Regions from separate parts of the Homo sapiens genome. Here region 1 is linked to region 2. A link is an interaction called in ENCODE POLR2A ChIA-PET data of the cell type or tissue named here. Cell type or tissue: GM12878. All regions are shown on one strand. Each heading gives the region's core, and the rest is flanking DNA. Links, peaks and the distances in the headings are about the cores only.

The links. Peaks named below come from ENCODE experiments on the same cell type or tissue, not always from the same donor. Only the 100,000 strongest peaks of a DNase experiment are listed, where the experiment ranks them.
Region 1: POLR2A ChIA-PET joins it to region 2 with 6 read pairs; 6 of 35 experiments call an interaction of 5 or more read pairs at or near these places.

What each region holds. Positions count from the first base shown.
Region 1 is chr19:49,805,455-49,808,356 of GRCh38, reverse strand. AP2A1 (adaptor related protein complex 2 subunit alpha 1) reads right to left here. Exons shown (of 23, transcript NM_130787.3): 19 at 2,781-2,902; 20 at 2,580-2,696; 21 at 2,416-2,485; 22 at 2,104-2,238; 23 at 1,243-1,676. The coding sequence ends at 1,599. FUZ (fuzzy planar cell polarity protein) reads left to right here. Exons shown (of 11, transcript NM_025129.5): 11 at 983-1,491. The coding sequence ends at 1,206. Among named protein-coding and RNA genes, the nearest start is that of FUZ, 6.4 kb to the left of the region's middle. In GM12878, for the core only: no CTCF peak of the experiment used is centred there; no DNase peak of the experiment used is centred there.
Region 2 is chr19:49,733,647-49,736,548 of GRCh38, reverse strand. No RefSeq gene overlaps it. Among named protein-coding and RNA genes, the nearest start is that of TSKS, 28 kb to the left of the region's middle. RefSeq lists a silencer at 2,595-2,770. In GM12878, for the core only: no CTCF peak of the experiment used is centred there; no DNase peak of the experiment used is centred there.

The DNA.
Region 1 (2,902 bases), core at 237-2,736, 72 kb before region 2:
CACAAAATGGGAGTAGGAGGTGGGGTTGGAGGATCCGGAGGAACCCAGTATGCACTGGGCCATAGGGCAGTGGTTTTCCTTGAGATCTGAGCATTGATGCAGATGGGAAGGGAGGGGAAGGGAGGTCCCCGCCTGGCTTCAGAATCTCCTGGATCATAGTCAACAATAGTTAACACTGAGACCTCACCTCTTCCCAGTGCCTTTACACGTAATGAAAGAATGAAATCACTTCATCCTCACAGGTGAGGACTATCCCATTACCTCATCATTCCCATATTACAGATGAGGAAACTGAGGCTCAGCTCATGAGTGGCAGAGCCATATTTGAACACAGGGGATCTTGCTCCCATATCCACACAGTCCAGCGCTCTGCACAACTGCCAAAAGCACAGGCTTTGCTGATAGGCTGAGGGTATGGAGGAGGATTTCACAAGATTCTGGGTTAGAACGGAAAAATTGTCGTAGAACCCTTAAGGGCCCAGAAAGACAAAGAAAGGGACCTGGGATGGCGCTGTGACCCCAGTGAAGCCCGGATGAATGCAGCACAGTGGTCAAGAGCTCCAACTCGGGGGCTGCACCCCTTCTTAGCTGTGCGACTCCACCTCCCACTGGCCCCTGCCTGTTTCCCTCCACCCGCCTTGTACAGTGGGGCGGGTGGGCTCCTGGAAAAGGCTACAGGAGCTCCTGTGTTGCTGCCGTGTTCGCCATGTGTATTGCTAAGAGGATCACCTGCAGCTGCACAGTTTCTCCAGGAAAATGGGGGCCAAGGCTGAGAAAGAGGAAGAGGGTGAGCTGAGTGACATCATTGTGGTCTTCAAGTTGCTGACAGCCAGCTAGAGCCCCGAGGCCCTCCCCTGGCAGGAGGCTCCCAAAACCTGTGTTCAGAGACCCCACGCGTTCAGAACTTGGGATCAGGATGTGGTGTGGCTTGCAAAGGTTAGCATGCTACTTGTCATGTCAGTGCCCCCTGTTCTTTCTCCAGAGCCAGGGCCACCAGAGAAGACAGAAGATGAGGTCTACCAGGCCCAGCTGCCCAGAGCTTGCTACCTGGTGTTGGGGACTGAGGAACCAGGCACAGGAGTGCGTCTGGTGGCCTTGCAGCTGGGGCTTCGGCGGCTGCTGCTGCTGCTGTCTCCCCAGAGTCCCACCCATGGGCTGCGAAGCCTGGCCACCCACACTCTGCATGCCCTCACCCCACTTCTTTGACTACCTAGCAGTGGGTGATGGACACAGACATGGGGCTGTTAGCGTCTCTCTGTTTATTCGCTCACAATAATACACAGCCCCTGGATGGGGAGGGGGTAGGAGGGGCTACAACAGGGTGGGGTGGGAGGGGAGGAGACATCCACTTCCCTGGCCCCTCTCCCCTCTGTGCTTGGGGGGGAAAGGGAGGGAGGGGGACTCCCCCTAACCCCCCAGAATGTAAACAGCAGCAGATGAACAAAAATAAAAATACAAAAGGCCGGAGGAAAGTCCCAGGCATCCCCCAAACCCTGGTGTCTTCTCTGTCACCAGTGGAGGTCCCCCATCCACCAAAACTGCCTCAGTCCAAGGGGCTGCCCAGTGCCGGCCACATCCCCCGGGGCAGAGTCCAGGGCTCAGAACTGCTGTGCCAGCAGCTCACACAGGTGACGGGAGACGGGCTCCTTGCTGGTGCGCAGGGTCAGCCGGTACATCTGGGTGGGGGCATTGGGGGCAGAACTCAGAGGAGATGGGGAGCCCAGGGAAGTCGGGACCCAAGGGAGATAGAAGGAAGGAAGGATAAAGGGGCCAGAAAGGTGATACAAGACACAGGAGAGAAAAATGTAAGACTGAAATCAACAGAGGCGCCAGAGAGGAAGAAAATTATAAAAGATGAGAGAAAGGTGGAAAGGATATGGAAAGGTAGAAATCAGGGAGGGACAGGAAGAGGAGAGGAACACCAGAGGTTGGAGACAGGAGATTAAACTGATAGATAAAGAGGAGTAAAAGTGGACAAAGAAATGTGAGAGGAGGAGGGTCAAAGTGGGGACGTGAATTAAAGAACAGTGAGGCAGGAAGGGTGGACGCAGAGATGACAGGCGGCCTTCCTGCCGGCCTCAGGCCTCCCACAGCAGCACTCACCTGGGCCTGGGCATTGGGCTCCAGCCGAAGCAGACAGCCCACCTGCAGGGCTTTAGTCTGGATGATCCCCGCCCCCACGAAGTTCTCAGGGTTGGGGTCCACATTGTCCAGGAGAGCAGAGCCAAACCCCAGAAGCTGGGAGGAGGGGGGGCGCCGTCAGAGTGTGCCAGAGCTGTTAGTTACCACACAGTGGCATCCCAGATCCCAAAAAACCCTTGGGGATGGGAATTGGCCCCACTTTACAGATGGGAAAACAGAGGCTCAGAGAAGCAAAGCAGCCATAGGCCGGCAAACACGCCCGCGGTCTCTCACCTTGGCCTTAGTAACTTCTGCGTCCATGGGGTGGTTGGCTTTGAAGATTTTCTGCGCCTCCTGTTGAGGGCTGGGGACCGGGAAGGTTCAAGTCAGGGACCTGGACGGCCCGACCCGCCCACCCAGAGGCGCGGCTTTGGCTCCGCCCCCTCCCCACCCCTCACAGGCTCAGCTGCTTCCAGCGCTGGAAGAAATCCTGGGCCGCCATCTCGGTGGGCTGGAAGAACTTGTTGATGGTCACTGGGAGCTTCAGGGTGAGGGCCTGGGGGGCGCCACCGTACCTGATGAGGTGAAAGGGAGGCTCCATTAGGCCCCGCCCCTCACCCCGGAGGCTCCGCCCACCGGCCGCGCCGTACCTGACTCACCGGAAGCGCACGGACAGCAGCGGGGGCGTCAGGAAGTCCCGCAGGCACTCGATATTGAGCACCTGCTGCACCTGCGCGCCGCCGTCCACCTGCGCCGCCACGCGCTTGGTCTGCACAGCCAG
Region 2 (2,902 bases), core at 238-2,737:
GGGGCTTTCTTTTGGTTTAGTACAGATCAATTTTTATAAGTGTGCTTGAGAAAAAAATGTGTGTGCTTCAATTGTTGAATGGAGAGCACTCTATGGATCTATTGATTGATCCATCCATCCATCCATCCATCCACTTATTTATACTCCTCCCTAGTTCATTTCTCAATGAAAAGAATGTTCCTGTGTACTCCCGGGGGTATATACAGGAGGAGAGACAAATGATTGCACATAACAAGTCTATTCCAGAGTTGCTACCTCCCAAATCCTTTAGATTATTTTATTTATTATTTATTTATTTATTTATTATTTTTGAGACAGTCTCACTCTGTCACCCAGGCTGGAGTGCAGTGGCATGATCTCAGCTCACTGCAACCTGCAACCTCCACCTTCCAGGTTCAGGAGATTCTCCTGCCTCAGCCTCCTGAGTAGCTAGGATTACAGATGCGCACCACCATGCCCGGCTAATTTTTATATTTTTAGTAGAGACAGGGTTTCGCCATGTTGGCCAGGCTGGTCTCAAACTCCTGAGCTCAGCTGATCCGCCTGCCTCAGCCTCCCAAAGTGGTGGGATTACAGGCCTGAGCCACCCCCCCGGCCACTTTATCTTCTCTTCTTGACATTCTACCAGGGAGGTTCTGGGATATTAACCTACTTAAATGTAGGCCATCACTGAACCCAAGTTTTGGTCCATTATTATTAGAGCTACTTACAGCTGCTCAAGCTAGCACATTAAATTCAGAATTAATACATTAATTCATTCCCATCAAACTTGACATTCCATCCTCCCTGGTCCAACACTGTTAGAATCTGTTGCTACACATACACCCAGGTTTTCGAGCTCTTTGGAAATACACAGCATCTCCATCTCCTTCTGGAGCTGAGATTAAAGTCCTGAGCTCATCATTTTCTTTATGTCATCTTCCCAGTGTGACAGAAATAGCTGTTCTGTTCCACAGCCCTCATCGCTCCCACTATATTGGTCAAGGTCAGCAGTTAGTTGATTTTCTAAAGTCTTTAAAAACAGGGTTTTTTTTGGCCGGGCACGGTGGCTCACGCCTGTAATCCCAGCACTTTGGGAGGCTGAGGCGGGCAGATCACGAGGTCAGATCAACACCATCCTGGCCAACATGGTGAAACCCCATCTCTACTGAAATACAAAAAATTAGCCAGGCGTGGTGGCACGTGCCTATAGTCCCAGCTACTAGAGAGGCTGCGGCAGGGGAATCGTTTGAACCCGGAAGGCGGAGGTTGCAGTGAGCCTAGATTACGCCATTGCACTCTAGGCTGGCAACAGATCGAGACCCCCTCTCAAAAACAAACAAACAACAACAACAACAACAGAAGGTTTTTTTTTTAGAGACAGAATTTCATTCTGTCACACAGGCTGGAGGGCAATGCCACAGCTCCCTGCAGCCTTGAACTCCAGGGCTCAAGTAATCCCCTAGCTTCAGACTCCCAATGGCTGGGACTACAGGTGTGCCCTCTATGCCTGGCTAAAGCCTTTTGTTTTTGTTTGTTTGTTGGTTTGTTTTTTTGAGACGGAATTTCTCTCTTGTTGCCCAGGCTGGAGTGCAATGGCGCCATCTTGGCTCACCACAACCCTGCCTCCCTGGTTCAAGTGCTTCTCCTGCCTCAGCCTCCTGAGTAGCTGGGATTACAGGCATGTGCCACCACGCCTGGCTAATTTCGTATTTTTAGTAGAGACAGGGTTTCTCCATGTTGGTCAGGCTGGCCTCGAACTCCCAACCTCAGGTGATCCGCCCACCTTGGCCTCCCAAAGTGCTTGGATTACAGGCGTGAGCCACCGCACCCAGCCAAGGCTTTTGATTTGTTTACTGGAACCTCATTGCAAACAACCAAAGATAATAAATAATGAATGATGGCACTACATGCAATAACTGTCATCCCGTTTTCCACCTCCCAGGATATCATCACATCATTAAACAGCTCATCAAAGAGCAAAGAGGTGAATAACCTAATCCCAGAATCCCGTCTTCAGCATCTTTTTTTTTTTTTTTTTAGACGGAGTTTTACTCTGTCACCCAGGCTGGAGTGCAGTGGCGCGATCTCAGCTCACTGCAACCTCTGCTTCCCAGGTCTGAGCAATTCTCCTGCCTCAGCCTCCCGAGTAGCTGGGACTACAGGCGCCCGCCACCATGCCTAGCTGATTTCTGTATTTTTAATAGAGACAGCGTTTCGCCATGTTGGCCAAGCTGGTCTCAAACTCCTGACCTCAGGTGCAGTTGGCCTCCCAAAGTGCTGGGATTACAGGTGTGAGCCACCGCGCTCAGTCTAGCATCTGTTTTCTGAGACCACTGGTAGAGGGAAAAGCAACTTCATCTTGGATGCTCATCTGCCATGTTGGCATCTGACTCACCCCAGCTCTGGGAAGGGCCCTAAGATTTCCAGTTTAGGCTGGGCATGGTGGCTCACACCTGTAATCCCAGCACTTTGGGAGGCCAAGGCGGGTGGATCACGAGTTCAGGAGATCGAGACCATCTTGGCTAACACAGTGAAACCCCGTCCCTACTAAAAATACAAAACATTAGCCAGGTATGGTGACAGGCGCCTGTAATCCCAGCTACTCGGGAGACTGAGGCAGGAGAACGGCATGAACCCAGGAGGTGGAACTTGCAATGAGCTGAGATCGCGCGCGCCACTGCACTCCAGCCTGACAGGTGTGAGCCACCGCTCCCGGCCAATCACCTTTTCTTTATGGTCTATAAGCTTTAGGTCTGGGGGGGTAACAGTGCAGGGATCTGCTGTCTTTTTTTTTTTTTTTTTTTTTTATAGAGTCTCATTCTGTCGCCCAGGCTGGAGTGCAATGGCACGATCTTGTCTCACTGCAACCTCCACCTCCCAGGCTCAAGCGATTCTTCTGCCTCAGCCTTCTGAGTAACTA